Linked DNA regions of Homo sapiens: region 2 is linked to region 1. The links are chromatin loops, found by intact Hi-C in ENCODE. Cell type or tissue: heart left ventricle. All regions are shown on one strand. Each heading gives the region's core, and the rest is flanking DNA. Links, peaks and the distances in the headings are about the cores only.

The links. Peaks named below come from ENCODE experiments on the same cell type or tissue, not always from the same donor. Only the 100,000 strongest peaks of a DNase experiment are listed, where the experiment ranks them.
Region 2: a loop joins it to region 1, with 2.8 times the contacts of the local background. A loop is called at or near these places in 8 of 110 quality-filtered maps.

Annotation. Positions count from the first base shown.
Region 1 is chr3:115,513,720-115,522,336 of GRCh38, reverse strand. No RefSeq gene overlaps it. Among named protein-coding and RNA genes, the nearest start is that of GAP43, 110 kb to the left of the region's middle. RefSeq lists an enhancer at 3,316-3,869. In heart left ventricle, for the core only: no CTCF peak of the experiment used is centred there; a DNase peak (open chromatin) is centred at 3,716; H3K27ac peaks cover 1,951 bases.
Region 2 is chr3:115,378,181-115,386,797 of GRCh38, reverse strand. No RefSeq gene overlaps it. Among named protein-coding and RNA genes, the nearest start is that of ZBTB20, 240 kb to the right of the region's middle. In heart left ventricle, for the core only: no CTCF peak of the experiment used is centred there; a DNase peak (open chromatin) is centred at 5,117; H3K27ac peaks cover 407 bases.

The DNA of each region.
Region 1 (8,617 bases), core at 121-8,120:
TGGAGTAAAGGGCTGGCCTTTCAGGAACTGGTAAAATCATAACAAAATTATTGTAATGGTAATATCATTTAAGGGGTTGTTTCCAATTTGGGATTCTGATCACCATAATAAATTCTCAAAAGTCGAATGGAGATGAGGGCTGATGAGCTATTTTCAAAATCTCAAAATGCACTAATAAAATCCATATATCTATCTATAGGAGATTGTGTAGCACTCACTATTTGAAATACTTGTGTTCTTTGATTCGACAGGAAATATATTGTCTAGCATGGCAACAATGCTGGTTATCTTACATCGATCAGAGAATCCGAACAACCATTTTAGATGTCTTAAAATATACTAGAAAAACATTAATTGTTATTTAACTAATGTTAGATCAAACCTTTTAAAATATGGGACCATTATTTTTAAAACAACAATAAAAGACTTTTTGCAGAGAAAAAGGATAACCAGAGTCAAAGTCAGGTTAGAATTGAGTCATTCAGCTGCCATTTTATTTTATTTTTTTATTTTTTATTTTTTCAAGACAGAGTCTCACTCTGTTGCCCAGGCTGGAGTGCAGTGGCATGATCTCGGCTCAATGCATCCTCCCCTTCCTGGGTTCAAGCCATCCTTCTGCCTCAGCCTCCCAAGTAGCTGGGATTGTAAGCATGTGCCATCATACCTGGCTAATTTTTGTATTTTTAGTAGAGACAGGGTTTCACCACATTGCCCAGGCTAGTGTCGAACTCCCGAGCTCAACTGATCCACCCGCCTCAGCCTCCCAAAATGCTGGAGTTACAGGTGTGAGCCACCGCACCTGGCTTAGCTGCCACTTTAGATTCAAATAAAATATATAAATGTCCTCAGCATAGACTACCTTAAATACTGTATTCTATTCATCTTTGAAATGGAAGTAATAGCTTCCTCAACACCTGTCTTTTTTAAGAGCATTCTTGGGAGATTGGTAAGAAAGCCTATAGAAAAGTAGATAGTGGGAAGGAAGGAGGAACAGTGGTAGAGAGAAAGAGAACTCTGTGTGTGTGTGTGTGTGTGTGTGTGTGTGTGTGTGTGTGTGTGTGTGTATAGTTGTGTAATAGCAAAAGAGAAACAGACTGTCATGGGTATGTGCCTTTCCCACTGTGGAAATAAATGAAGACCACCCAGACCACCCAAATGAGAACAAGCAGAGGCCCTTCATTCAGAGCTTGCTACATAACAAGAGATTCAGCCACCATCACTGGTGTTTGGCAGAGACTCAATGGCAGGCAGAGGAGTAAGAAAACTTTATAATGAGAAAAAGGGAAGGTTACAAGTATGCTCTGATTTGAGCCTATTGGCATGGGAAGCTGGATGCAGCCTAACTAGAAGTGGGATGTTCTATGTGATTGGTTTGGGGAGCATATTTGGCTTTCTCTTCTTGGTCCTGAGTTGGAAGTGGTGGGAGTTGGTTGTGGGGAGGGCAAGGGAGGCAAAAATTAGGGAAGCTGGTGGTCATTCACTGCTTCCTGCCTGTTCTGGGTTGTTTGCTGCAGAGGTTGTGGTTTGGCTTCCTGCACACTGGTTGCTGCAGAGGTTGTAGATCAGGGTTCTATTGTCATATGTGATCTGGCCATTGTTTATTTGTATATGGCCTCTCACCTCTCCTCCACATTATCTCTCACACAAATGTACTAAAACCCAGTTTTAGGCCAGAGGTTGTATTTTTTCTTCACCTTCCACTACTTACTGTTTCTACCTCCTCCCTATTTCTTGCCACCAGTGTTTGACATGCAATCCCCCCAGCCTGGCTAGTCGGGTACCTTCATCTGACTATGTAAACACAATCCTCACATCATGGGCAGCTTACGCTTCATTTCTGTCATTAAGTTTCCTTGGGCAACATTTGCTTCAAGAAATTTTACTTTTCTTTAAACTCCTGCTTCATTTAGAATTTGTGCCACATCATTAAGCACTTGATTATAACATGTTTTTAACTGATTTTCATTAATTTGTATATGTTAATCTTATCTTCCCAACAAAATGATAAATTTGAAGCCTAGTATTACAGCATATGCTTTCTCTTATATTTCACAATAGTTTGCAGGGCTAAGTTCATGAAGTAAATGCTCAGTAGATAGTTGCTAATTGAATATTTTCTATACATAGTATTCAATTGAAGGGATAAAATAGAACTGACTCATAATTGTATCCACCACCATTCTGGGTAGTGATTTTACCTCTATTCATCCCAATTTTCTTTTTTAAAAATTGTATTTATTATTTTTTTAGATGGAGTCCTGCTCTGTCACCCAGGCTGGAGTGCAGTAGCATGATATCAGCTGACTGTAACCTCCGCCTCCTCGGTTGAAGTGATTCTCCTGCCTCGGCCTCACGAGTAGCTGAGATTACAGGTACCCACCACCACTCCTGGCTAATTTTTTTTTTTTTAGTTTTTTTAGTAGACATGGGTGTTTCACCCTGTTGGCCATGATGGTCTGGAACTCCTAATCTTAGGTGATCCACCCGCCTTGGCCTCCCAAAGTGTTGGGATTACAGGCTGAGCCACTGCACCCAGCCCTAATTTTCTTGAAATTGGAAGATTTTGCACATTAAAATTTCAGAACCCAAAAGGGTTTCTTTCACACCCAGTGAAAAGGAGGAAGGATTCCAGTGATTCTTTTTCAAATTTTAAACCCTGTATAGCAACAGCAAACCTTCTGAACATTCATGAGATGTATATTGGGTTTTCCAACAGAAAGAACATGGGGTCCTAGGGGTCAGAAGAAAATATGAAGGGTCAAATGGCTCCCTGAACATCCCTGGGAGCATCAGAGCAGTGGTGGAAGAAATGGGAATTCAGATGAAGAGCTATATAAACTGGACAGTTTCCTAATAAGAATTCACATGTTTTCTGAGAGGGCTTCACATAAATTAAGAATAGCAACTGGAATAGAATCAAAGAGAAGTTGTGAATATCTTTTCATCCAAAACCAAAACAAAGATATATATGGCACATATCTTAGTGTGTGAACAATCCAGTTATGTGTCTACATACGGGAGACTATTCATTGATGCAGCTTTATCTAGATGGGAGAGAACTAGTGATGTACTGGAGCAACTCATACCAGCCCATAGAAGCTAATTGTTCAGTTTTCAAAAGTTTTGCTAATTGTTAAAGCATTGGCAGCTTGAAATCAGCCATGTTGAGAATACTTACACCAGGAAAATTAGCAAACTCTACAACACAGTGCTTTTCATTTCAAAGCACACTAATGGCAGAAGAGTGGGATTACCTATCTCTCCTTCCATAGAGCACCATCAGGGAAGAGGGGGTGATGACCTGTCAAATTCTGTATCTTCCAATTTTCATAAAGAGTTCTTTAGAGTCAGAAGTATATGATATTAGAGTTGTATAAGACTTTAGAGGAACTAAAGTCCAGAAACAAGAAGTACCTTGCCCAAGGTATGTATCTTACCTGATCACATAGGAAGTCTGAAGAAACACCCAGATTTTCTTACCCTCACCCATTACTTTCAGGAAATGTAGTGTCTGATTATTCACAATGCTATACTCTCTTCCCTCCTTCCCCTCACATCAAGGAAAGCTCCTGCTGTTAAGGCCAGATCACTCTCTTTTGTCAGAGCCCAGCTCATAAAATGCTATTAAGTAAATTACTGATGACCTAATTCCCAGCTGCAGGACACATTCCATTAGAGGCAGGCTGCCTGCCAAGAAGTGTCAGCGATGACTGGATGGCAGGAGTGATTGAAACCATCCTGCCAGGGATGGCTGGGCCTCTGAGAGTGCAGTTCATGGTAGGGAGGAGGTGCTCCTATTCCCCAACATGAGTCCTGTGTCTTTTTCTGGGAACTGAATTCATCAGCCTCAAAAAGAACTTTCTCAAACTAACAAGGGTCACCACTGCAGAAACAACTGGAGGTAATACCTCCTCTATTACAGATGTCTAGAATAACAAGCAAATTTAACCACTATCATCTACGGCACAAACTTGCAAAAGCTGTCCACACCATTTTTTCTTTCTTGCTTGCTTTAATTGTCAGGCTGCCCATTCCTCCCACTTCTGTTCTATTTTCTTAAAGCACAACGAGTTCCTAGTTGACAGTATGGTGGAGAAGAGTAGAAACAGCATGGTCTATTTATTTTATTTTTAATTCACCTAGTATTCACAAATAAGAAACGGGTATTTGTAGAAAAAATATATCATATATAAAAAGTAGATAAGTCCCAGGCAGGCCATTTTTTAGCTGATATTTACTTATTGCAGATTCATACAAGGGTTAAATTAGATAAAACACTTTGCGTGCTGCTAATAAACAATATAAATGTAAAAATACAATTCTGTTAGACGTTAAAGTACAAATGGAATAGTATTTACATTTCAAAGGAACTTTGGGTTCAGTCAGCCTTTATAGGTATAAGAAATGATGTAACAGAACTATCACTGGACTAGCAGTAAGGAAACCTGGGCTCCAACCTTGCCTTTATCACAGTCTCTAAATGACTGTGATATTAGAAAAGTCACTCATTTCCTCCTGGCTCTTGCTTTCTCATCTGTGAAATGAAAAGGTTTCCATTTCAAATTAAAATGAGAGTAAACCAGAGGATCAATATGGTTTGGAACTGGGTCTGCACCCAAATCTCATGTCAAATTACAGTTCTCAGTGTTGCAGGTGGGGCCTTGTGGGAAGTGACTGGATCATGGGAGGGGATTTCCCCCTTGGTACTGTGTTGTGATAGTGAGTGTGTTCTCGTGAGATCTGGTTGTTTGAAAGTGTGTAGCACCTCCCCCCGACCTTGCTGTCTTCCTCCTTCTCCAGCCATATTAATAGGCTCACTCCCCCTTTGCCTTCCACCATGATTGTAAGCTTCCTGAGGCCTCCTCAGAAGCAGAAGCTGCTATGCTTCCCGTACAGCCTGTGGAACTCTGAGCCAATTAAACCTCTTCTCTTTATAAATCACCCAGTCTTAAGTATTTCTTTATAGCAGCATATCCATATGCTGATAGTGATATGGATAATGAAGTCCAGGCTAAGGAGGTCTCAGATGGAAATGAGAAACTTATTGGGAACTGGAGTAAAGATCACTTTTGATGTGCTTTAGCAAATAGCCTGGTTGCATTTTCCCCTTGCCCTAGGGATCTGTGGAACTTTGCACTTGAGAGTGATGATTTAGGGTATGTGGCAGAAGAAATTTCTAAGCAGCAAAGTGTTCGAGATGTGACCTGGCTAACAACCGATGCTTATATGTGTGAGCTAATAAGTGACCTAAAGTTGAAACTTACATTAAAAGGGAAGCAGAGCATAAAAGTTCAGAAAATTTGGAGCCTAGCCATGTGGTAGAAAAGAAAAGCCCATTTTCAGGGGAGGAATTTCCAGCAAGTTGCAGAAATTTGCATAAGTAAAATGGAACCAAGAACTAATAGCTAAGACTATGGGAAAAAGGCCACAAAGACATTTCGGAGACCTTCACAGCAGCCCCTCCTATAACATGCTCAGAGGCCTGGGAAGGAAGAATGGTTTCATAGGCCAGGCCCAGGGCCCTGTTGGCCTAGAAAGCCTCAGGATACTGCTCCCTGAATCCTAGCCACTCCAGCTCCAGCCATGGCTAAAAGGGGCCCAGGTATAGCTCAAGCTGCTGCTTCAGAGGGTGCAAGCCATAAGCCTTGGTGGCTTCCACGTGGTGTTAAGCCTGCAGGTGCTCAGAATGCAAGAGTTGAGGCTTTGGAGCCTCCACCTATATTTCAGAGGATGTATGGAAAAGTCTGGATGTCCAGGCAGAAACCTGCTGCAGTGGCAGAGTCCTCACAGAGAACCTCTGCTAGGTCAATACAGAGGGAAAATGTGGGAGTTGGAGCCCCCACACAGAGTCCCCACTACTGGAACTGTAAGACCCCAGACCCAGAATGGTAAATCCACCAGCAGCTTGCACCCTGAGCTTAGAAAAGCTGCACGCACTCAACAACAGCCCATGAGAGCAACTGCAGGGGCTGATCCCTGTAAAGCCACAGGGGTGGAGCTGTCCAAGGCCTTGGGAGCCCACCCCTTATACCAGTGTGTGCTGGATTTGGGATATGGAGTCAAGGAACATTATTTTGGAGCTTTAAAGTTTAATGACTGCCCTGCTGGGTTTCAGACTTGCATGGGGCCTGTAGTCCCCTTCTTCTGGCTCCCTTTTGGAGTGGGAGTATTCACCCAATGCCTACAACCACATTTTATCTTAGGAGTAACTAACTTGTTTTTGATTTTACATGCTCATAGGCGGAAGTGCCTAGCCTTGTCTCAGATGAGACTCTGAGCTGTGGACTTTTGACTTAACACTGGAAAGAGTTAAGATTTTGGGAGACTGTTGGGAAGGCATGATTGGATTTTGCACTGTGAGAAGGACATGAGATTTGGGAGGGGCCTGGGGCAGAATGATATAATTCAGATCTGTGTCCCCACCCAAATCTCACCCTAAGTTCCAACTTTAGATCATTTCTTAGCTCACACATATGAGCATAGGCTATTAGCCATGTCATATCTTGAACACTCTGCTGCTTAGAATTTCTTCTGCCACATACCCTAAATCATCACTCTCAAGGGCAAAGTTTCACAGATCCCTAGAGTAGGGGCACAATGCAGCCAGGCTCTTTGCTAAAGCATAGCAAAAGTGATCTCTACTCCAGTTCCCAATAAGTTCCTCATTTCCATATGAGACCTCCTCAGCCTGTACTTCATTGTCCATATCACTATCAGCATTTGGGTCACAACTATCAACAAGTCTCTAGGAAATTACAAATGTGGAGCTGTAATCCCCAATGTCAGAGGTAGAGCCTGGTGGGAGATAATTGGCTCATGGGAGCAGATTTCTGCCTTGGTACGTGTTGCCATAGTGAGAGAGTTCTCCTGAGATCTGGTTGTTTAAAAATGTGTGGCACCTGCCCCACCTCTCTTGCTTCCTTCTGCTCTGGTTGGGTGAAGTGCCTCACTCTCCCTTTGCCTTAAGTCATGATTGTAAGCTTCCTGAGGCCTATCCAGAAACAGAAGCTGCTATACCTCCTGTACAGCCTGTGGAACCATGAACCAATTAAACTTCTTTTCCTTATAAATTACCCAGTCTCAGGTATTTCTTTACAGCTGTGTGAGAATGGACTAATACAAGGATCCTAACCTCTTCAAGGGCTTAAGACGTCCTGTTCTATATCTTTTTTTCCCCTTAATGTCTTGTTTCACTACTTGTTTTTCCCCCTCCATCTTTTCTACTATTTATGACTCAATTTCTTTTTTATGTGTTTATTTTATCCCTTCTGTCTCTTCTTTAAGCTATTAGTGATGTCAAGTGGTCACTCCTCAAATTACTAAACTCATTTCTAGGAATTGCCATGCCATATTGACTATCATTACAAAAATGTACCATGCAAATACATTTGACTGTGTTCAGATGACTGAGGTGTCCACATGTCTATGGGTGTTTATTTGAAGTAAAGAAGCTAGAGGATTATATTCAGTTATCCAGAAACTTGGCAGAATGGCATTAAAGAAAGTAAATTAGGAGTCCAAAGATTCTGCAGTGAACCATGTGAGAAGAATGAAACAATAAAAATAAAATAATTTGACTCTTGGCTTTCTGCCCTTTTTCATTAAAAATTGCTAATATTCTGCTTCATTGCCAAAACTCTGGGAAGATGTTTTTTATTATACCTATATTCCTCAGCCAACTGAGAGTAGGGCCTTGAAAACAAGCCCTTCGTAACTAATATCTCAATGACACAGAAACTATGACTAGTTTGAGCACATGTGGCTTCTTTTTCCTGTCCTTTCTAGAAATAATTGCCCTCCTTTAATTTCATTTCTGCCTGATATCTTCCATCCAAAGGCCAAGACTTAGCCTTTGGCTTCTGTGTCCTTTAATGTATTCCTGAATATCTCCTAATTTTCTAATGAAAACTTGATAGTTCATGACCGAGCAACACGCACTAAGTTCAGACCATAAGTGTTACATATTTCAAAAATTTCTCCAACATTTGTGATGGAGCTGCCAATCATCTCTTAATTCCTATGTGCCATGACTCTGAAAATGAGCCCCAAATGGCACAAATACCTTCTTTATTTCAGCCCTGTCTCAACTACAAAATAATCTCAATGCCCTTCATATGCCTATGGTTCTCACTCAGCCTAAACCCAAATACATTTTAAAGCGTTCTTTCTCACAATTCTACCTTCTGGGTTTATTTTTAAATGAAACCATTAAAGCTTGAACCTCTAATATCAAAATAAAATGGGTTAGGCAAGTGGTAAAAATGGAATAGAAGCCAAGCCAGAGTTTCCTATAAGTTGCAGCAATAGCAATACGTCATCAGAGAGGGAAAAAATAGGAAAATTAGCTTGCTCTGTCACTTGACAATTTTACAGAACTGGAATTTTATATGGAATAGGCATTTGGGTTAAACTTTTTCTATTCTACCCCTGCAGAACTTTTCCCTGCGCTTCTCTCCTCTGCATCTATTATAAAAGTCTAGACCTCAGAGGCAACTAATATAAACTGCTTTCCCCTCCTCCTTGTATCTAATTAATTTCACCTTCCTTGGAGTTCCCATGGTATATATTACCTGCTGCCAGGCACCATGAGTCATTTGTGAACATATCCGCCTCCCCA
Region 2 (8,617 bases), core at 303-8,302, 140 kb after region 1:
CATATTTAACCCACAACAGACAGTAACACTGCTGTGTGCCATCATTTTCTCCCCACCCAATTCCATTATGTTCCTCCTCTGGGAGTGTCATCTAGAGCCTTTGTTCTTCTAGGTAGGCCATAATGACTTGAGGAAAATTAAGCTCAGCAATCACACGTGCAGAGACCAGGCTCACACCTTCAATAACAAAGTCCTTTCTTCAGAACTGCGTCAGCTCATCCAGCCCAGAGCTACCGGCCCCTTTTGTCTCTGCAGGAAAGAGATCAGAATCCAGGGCTCATGCAGGCCCTTGTTCAAGTGAATAGACATCCAGGAGGTTGGGGTGAGAAGTGCAACATTCAGATGGGGCACAATGGTCAATGGCTAACTTCAACCAGCTAAAGAAACAAGGTTAAGCACTGAATACAAAGCATAATGAAAAATATTCTAGTTTCTCACATTTCTTATGGCTGGCTCTGAAGTGGATCTCCTTAGTGTGTGGATGTGCATATATGTTAATTGTTTGAAAGGAGCAAATGCAGGAACTGTGGTTCAGCTTGCTATTCCATTGTTGCTTTTAATCTCTATGCTGAGCCTGCCTTCTAACACATCCAGGGAGTGTATCTAAGCAGGAGGCCAAGAGGGAGGGCGCCAATGGAGCAGATATGTGCTTAATGCAGACGGCATTAATAAATCACTGATAGTTAAGATATAGATTGGCTGATGGGCGGCAGATGGGAAGGAGGTACATCAAATTGCTTTTCTCATATAGATTATTGGATTAACAAGGAAGCAGCAGACAAGTGGCAAACTGGTGTAACAAATTACTATCATAAAAAAAAAAATTGAACTTATCCCAGGATGGTAATAAGGCTTTGTCAGCCATTAGCCCTCTGGAGAGGTGATTGAAGCGGGAATATCCCTCTGAGATGGCAATACAGAAAACACTCTCCATTTTCCTCCTCCATTATTGTACCTAAGTACATCCTGGTGAGGGCTGGGGGATGGAAAGAAAGCCCAACTGCAGAGGCTAATTAATTAATTAATGTGCCTATTAGCAGGCTCTTGCCCAGCCCAGTAAGTGATAAGTGAAGGTGTCTATCACACCATTCTGGCAACCAGTTCTGCTTGCAACCAATACTGCTTTACTTTTTTGTGCTCTCCTTTCTTCACCCAACTTTTTATTTTGAAAAATTTAAAACATATAGAAAAGTTGCCCTAGTAATACCATGAATATGTGATACTATTTACCTAGATTCACAAATTGTTGATGTTCTGTCACATTTTCTTTCTCTCATTTTGGTGAACTATTAAGTGGCAGGTGTCATCTCCTGAGAACAAAGCCATTCTACTACATATCCACAGCAGAACTGATAATTTTCAAGAAATTTTAACCTTGATTTGTACCATGCCGTGTAATATACATTCCACATTCAAATTCCCCAAATTGTCCCAATAATGTCTATTATAAATTTTAAAAATCCAAGATCAATCAAGAATTATGCATTGCATTCAGTTGTCATGTCTTTAGTAATTTCAAATCTAGAACTGTGCCTAGCCTTTTTCTAAAAAAAAACTTTTAAGACATTGATGTTTTTGAGGAATCAATTTTAGTTGACTAGTGTAGTTTCTTTTGTTGTTTAAACAATTTCTTTAGCTTCTGTGTTCTCCATATTGTTTCCTTTCACAGATGTTTGTGTGTATGTATGTGTGTATTATTTCTTCTTCTTTCTTGCAAAAATTGTACCTATTTGTTTTGCAGACTGTTTCTCAATTTGGATTTATCTAATTGCTTCCTCATGACTAGAATGAAGTTAAACACTTTTGGCAGGATGTTATGTCCTTTCTAGTGCATCACATCAGGAGGCATATGTCGCCAGTTTGTCAAACTTGGTGATAGTAAGTATAATCATTTAGTTAAGGTTATGCTGCCAGATTTCTCCATTGTAAATACACCATGTCCCCTCTGAAATTAGTAAATAATTAATTAAATGATTATAAAGACCAATATTTTACACAAAGTTTTAGCATGCTTTGATTTTTGCTTGAATTATTACAACTGTGATTGACAGCCTTAGCAAATTATCATTTTACATTCTTTCTACATTTATAATCTGCTATGCTTCTATAGAGATGAACTTTCCTTTCCTCTTTTCATTCACCCCCTTTGTTTCTGGTATCATTATGGACTCACAGTTATAAAAATAAATCTATTACTATGAATCATTGGATTCATTCCTGCCATTATTTGTTTTGATATTGCGGTTGTCTCAGATTTGAGCAGTGGAAGTCCCTTCAAGCTGGCTTCTTTGTTTTTTGACATTTTCCTATCAGTGTTTGAGCACAGCTTTACTTTTTGGTGCAACTCAATGCTCAGGCTCACCTTGTACTTCATTGCCCCAGACTTAACATCAAATAGTTTTCCAGGGGTCCCTGGTTCCTTTGGGAAACGGTAGTTAGAAACCAAGATCAGGATAGTAGGTACATTCATTGCTACTGCGTGTGATTGCTTCTAAACTTTTTCATTGTACCAAGCAAGTAAATATGTTTTCATAAAGTCAAGAGTTCATATGCATACCTCCAATTCTAATCCAATACAACAGAGTTCTCCTTCTCCCTTTCCATATTCGTTTCTTCACTCTCCTAAAATAAAAGCTCCATTCCCTCAAAACACCAGCATACCTGCTCATTTGTTCACTTACTACAATGCATACAAAATAATTTAAAACCATTTTACTATCAACAACAGTTTCTTTTTGTCTTTAGAAAATATCTCACTGAGGGTGAAATGCAGTTATAGTACAGTATTTAAAATTTACTTGCATTAATTCTGGTTTTGCTTCTTTGTGTTCATATTATCAATTTGATCTGAAGTTGGATGCATGTGTTTCTATTTGTATTTAATTTTAGGAATTTATACTTGCTAGATTAATTTTTAATACGTGAAATATTAATATAGTTTTAAAACAAAAGCTATATTGAAAGGTAAACTTGGAAAACTATCATTCCCTTTATTATTGCTTCTACTTTATATCTACCCATCCTCAATAATAGAACAATTTCTTTAGTTGCTGTGTTATCCATATTGTGTTTGTGTATATGTATGTGTGTATTCTTATTTCTTCTTCTTTCTTACAAAAATTATACCATACTATTTGCACCTTGCTTTTTAAATCAGTAAGATATTTTGATAATAGAAACTGCTTTCTGAATCCTCTAGTTGTATTTTATTCAACTTCTTAGACAACAAAATCATATATCATCTCTAGGTAAAATGAGTGGTTCATGCAAAAAAAAAGGAGTTAAGAATATGAATAGGAGGTCGATTGTGTTAGCTTTGTAACTGACACAGGGATTTTTGTGCCAATATTTCAATTAATATATTTCTAAGTGTGTTTCAAATGAGCTTGAATCAGATAAAGGTGCTCATTAAAAATTATTATTTTAAGGCCCCACTCCCAACCATGTAGATGGAGCTAGGGAATCTCCATTTTAAAACTCAGATAATTCCATGGACCTTCAGAGGAGCTTGTTATAAGTGGAATAAGTAACTGGGAAAGCCACAAGAGTAAGTTATTATCCATGATCAATTCTTTTAACCTGAGCATCTGAGGCTGCTTTTCCTCTGAGAGCATGGATTTTTGTTTTTTAATAAAAAGTTTGTTTTTTTGATCATAAGTTTTGAGCCCATGTCCTCTGCTGGGGTAAGTCTGGTGGAAAAACTCTTTATCTGTCTAAGATCTTTGAGATGAATCAAAGAATTACATGGCATATTAGACCCACGTGGTTCCTTCTCTATGTTCCAAATATCAGGGTAGAGTTTCCCAGGAACACAACTGTCTTCCAAATGTTCATAGTAGTCCAATTGTTGCTACATTTTCACCAGTGGAAACACATGCCATCTTGGGAAAATAGGCAGGAAGAGGTAACTTTAAGAATCATAAAATCCTAACATTTCCATTGCTTCTACCATATTCCCTAACTCTTTCATATACTCCAAAGATATTGTGATTTGAAGATACCCCGGGACACATTGCCCCATCTAAAATTAATTCCTTTATAATACCACACGAGATATTCTTGATACGACGGTAGGCAGAATAAATCATCTAGTTCACTTCGAAACTGTGAACATTAAGATGCAGAGAAACAGTAGGGATGAGAGGACAGCCGGCTGGATCAGCATCTTGACATCAGGAGGGCCCTTCACAGCAATATGAAGTAGGTAAACCTTGCCTTTAACAACCTCCTCATTTGCAGTAGCCAGTGTTTATCAAGTACCTAGTAAAAGCAAGGACTTTGCAACGTGCTTTACCTACTTTAGCTCATTTAATCTTTACAACAACACCATGAATCAGGTACTTTTACCATCTGTCTGTCATAAGTAAATTAACTGCAACTTAAAGATGTTGTTATGTACCCAATTCACATAGCAAATCAACAGTCAAATCTATGTTGCTCTAACCAGAATCTGAGCCCTTAATTCCTATACAAGCAAAAAACCATTTTTCTTTTTTGAGTACCAACCTAGATGCTCAGTGTCTTGGCCTGTCAACTGTCTGCCCAAGAATCTCCATGTTAACACTCAACAGGATCTATCCCTCAAATTCCAAAGAGGCAAGGATTCAGGAAACTTGCTTATTATCTTAGCCACGCCACTGTACTTTCAGAGGGATCAGTATTCTCACTGTGCAAAAACAACAGAAATGGATAAAAGCTTAAATACACACACACACATATATTTCTGAGGGCTCTGTCATTTCCTGATAGCCTATAATCCAAAAGCCAAATGCCTGATTCATATTTTCACACTGAGGCATTAAATATTTTTGTTTTCTCCCTCTTTATTGTTTTAATATTATAATGTGCCTTTTAAAATTCCAAGTAGCATTTGAAATCCAAAAGGGGGTAATGTATTAACCAAAGAAGTGAGTCTTTAAAGTGGAAATTTCCAGGCAGAGGATCCAGTGATTGTTGGAAAGATGCTGTATTCTGATTATGTTTCTTTTCCCATGTAAGGATGATTGTGTTCAGAGAATGCTCTCTGAGATAAGGTTGGATAAAGTGGGAACCGGGCCCAGCTCTCTGAAACAGCGTTGGCAGAAATAAGGTGAGAAAACAGGGCCCACGAGCCAGCTGGCATGCATGACAGAGGTCCCTCCCATGCGGCAGAGATTCGGGGGAACCATAGAAACCATATGGTAGAGAAACCCTGGCAGAAGAGGGATGGCATATCAGAATCCTCTGTGCATGGGGGTAAATCCCCAGAGCTGCAATGTGATAGTGGTTTCCAGAACTTCTGTCTCCCAGTACAGAGGGGCAGAAACTCTTCTTCACTACACCCCCCACAACCTGACTGAGGCAAGAACCACTACTCTTTCCCTCTACCTTACCCTGGGTAACCTCTCCTGGTTCAAGGGCCCCTCATCCAGCAGCGGACTGACTAGTAGTGACTTGTGTTTCTCTTCTACCCAATTGTAAGCTGATGAGAACAGGATAGACATTATTATATTTTGGTATTCCTCACAGCTCACCGCTCTTCTACAGAGCAGGTACTGACTGCATGATGTATCAAAGGAAGAATAAAGAATGAAGCCATGTGTCCAACTTGGAGAAATCCAATTTGCCTCCCAAGTGAAATGGGTCAATAAGTAGCCCTGGTTCTTTTTAATATTGTTTGCAATTCACTCAGTTATTCAACAAATATTTTTGAGCACTCACTATGTACCAGGCACCCTACTGGCAGCTGGGGATACAGCACTAAACAAGGCGCATACAAAATCCTTCCCTCTTGGAGTTGATTACATATTGTAGGAAGGCAGGAAATTAATATGCAAGCAAATAAATAAGAATCCTAGATAGTGATAATTGTTCTGTGTAAAATAAAACAGAGTAATCTGATACACAATGATTAAGATAAGGCAGAGGAAAGCACTTTAAGCAGGGGAACCAAGGAAGGAGAATGAGGGAAGGCCTCTGAACAGGTGAAGAGTAGACATGACCTCTGACTAGGAGGGCCTCATTAATGCATGGAAACTATTTCTAAAGCCATCAACTACTTTTGATAGTAGATATAAAGGCAATACATGCACTTGCTAAAACATTTTTATAATTTGGTAGCATATAAAAAAGGTAATATCTACCTCTGAACTCTACGATTCAAGGAAATACTTAACCATTTTCTTATGTTTTCTTCTAAATACTTACTTTTATTTTCTTTTTGTTTTTCTTAACTTTTATTTTAGGTTCAGGGGGGTATATGTGCAGGTTTTTTACATGGATAAATAGCATGTTGCTGAGGTTTAGGGTACAAATAATCTAAGAAGCAGCACCTCCTATCACAGGCCCTGAGGTCTAGAGGAAAAGAATGTTTCCAGGGTTCAGGTCCCCCCCACCCCACTTCCCTGTGCAGCCTCAGGATATTGCTCCCTGCATTCAGGCTGCTCCAGCTCCATCCTCAGTTCAAGGGCCACAGATATAGCTTGGGCTGCTGCTTCAGAGGGTGCAAGTCATAAGCCTTGGCTGCTTTGATATGGTATTAAACCTGTGGGCATGCAGAGTGCAACAGTGAAAGAAGCTTCACAGCTTCCACGTAGATTTCAGAAGATGTGTGAGAAAGCTTGAGTGCCCAGACAGAAGCTGCTGGTATGGCAGAGCCCTCAGAGAGAATATTTACTAGGGTAGTGTGAGGGGATAGTGTAGGTTGGAGCCTCCATACAGAGTCCCCTCTGGGACACTGCCTAGCAGAACTTTAAACATAGAACTTTATAATAGAATGATTTATATTCCTTTGGGTATATACCCAGTAATGGGATTGCTTGGTTGAATGGTATTTCTGTCCTTAGGTCTTTGAGAAATCACCACACTATCTTCCACATTGGCTAAACTAATTTACACTTCCACCAACAAAGTATAAGTATTCTTTTGCATGCATATGTTCATTGCAGCACTATTCACAATAGCAAAGACATGGAATCAACATAAATGCCCATCAATGATAGACTGGATAAAGAAAATGTGGCACATAGACACCATGGAATACTATACAACCATAAAAAAGAATGAGATAATATTCTTTGCAGGGACATGGATGTAGCTGGAGGCCATTTTTCCTTAGCCAACAAACACAGGAACAGGCAACCAAATACCACATGTTCTCACTTATAAGTGGGAGCAAAATGATGAGAACACATGGACACATAGAGAGAACAACACAAATTGGGGCCTAGTGGAGGTTAGAGGGTGGGAGAAAGGAGAAGATCAGGAAAAAATAACTAATGGGTACTAGGCTTAATACCTGGGTGATGAAATAATCTGCACAACAAACCCCCATGACATAAGTTTACCTATGTAACAAACCTGCACTTGTGCCACTAAATTTAAAATAAGTTTTAAAAAAAATGTATCTTCATGCAAGAGCGAGTGCTTGTTTTTCTTGATCCAATATGCTCAATACCTAATTTTTAATCTATGACAATCTGATCAAAGAAAATTGGCACTTCATTAAAAATTTTATATTGTAATTGCCTAATTACAAGTAGGTTCAGAATAATTTTATATCTTTACTCACCACTTGTATTTATCTACAAACTTCCTGTTGGTATTCTTCACCATTTTACTACCAGGCATTTGGTCTTTTTTTATTGATTTGCTGAAGGAAATGAACTCTCTTTCACACATTTTGTAAGTATGTGCCTCTATTTGTGGTTTTGATTTAAAATAATTTAATAGCATTTTCCTATTTAATAGTTTTAATTTGCATGTAGTCAAATTTATCCATCTTTCCCAATAAAGCTTCTGGGTTTTGTGTCATGATTATGAAGTTCTCAGCTCTAAGGATTTTTTTTTTTATTTCAACTATTATTTTAGCTTGGTGGTGGGGTACATGTGAAAGTTTGTTACCTGGTTATATTGCATAATGATGAGGTTTGTGGTACAAATGATCCTATCACCCAGATACTCATAGTATTTTCTAAGTAAGCCCTTATCTTATTCACAACTATAGTTCCTTTTTTCCTCCAATAATTGGGTTTCATCTGCAAATTTATTTTGATATACGTAATAAGTGTAGGATGTCAATTTTTTTTCCCTGATCAAATTGTCCTCATCACTTTTGAATATGCTATCACTTCCCACTAATTTTGAATTTCCCTTTTATAAAAGACTAAAAACACATACATCTATTTGACTCCATTTCCGGACTTTATATTGTCTTCTACTGATCTATCTTGGTATTCTTCACTGATACCAAACTCTTTTATTATTTTGGATACATAATCTTTTGATAGCTACTAGGAACTAAGCTCTCTAATTTTTTTAACTCTTTCAAAATTATCTTCTTTCTTTAGGATCTTATTGGTCACTCACATTTATTACTGTATTAGTCCATTTTCACACTGCTGATAAAGACATATACAAGACTGGGCAATTCACAAAAGAAAGAGATGTACTGAACTCAGAGTTCCACATGGCCGGGGAGTCCTCACAATCATGGCAGAAGGTAAAAGGCATGTCTCACATGGTGGCAGACAAGAGAAAAGAGCTCATCCAGGGAACATCCCCTTTCTAAAACCATCAGATCTCCTAAGACTTATTAATTATCATGAGAATAGCATGGGAAAGACCTGCCCCCGTGATT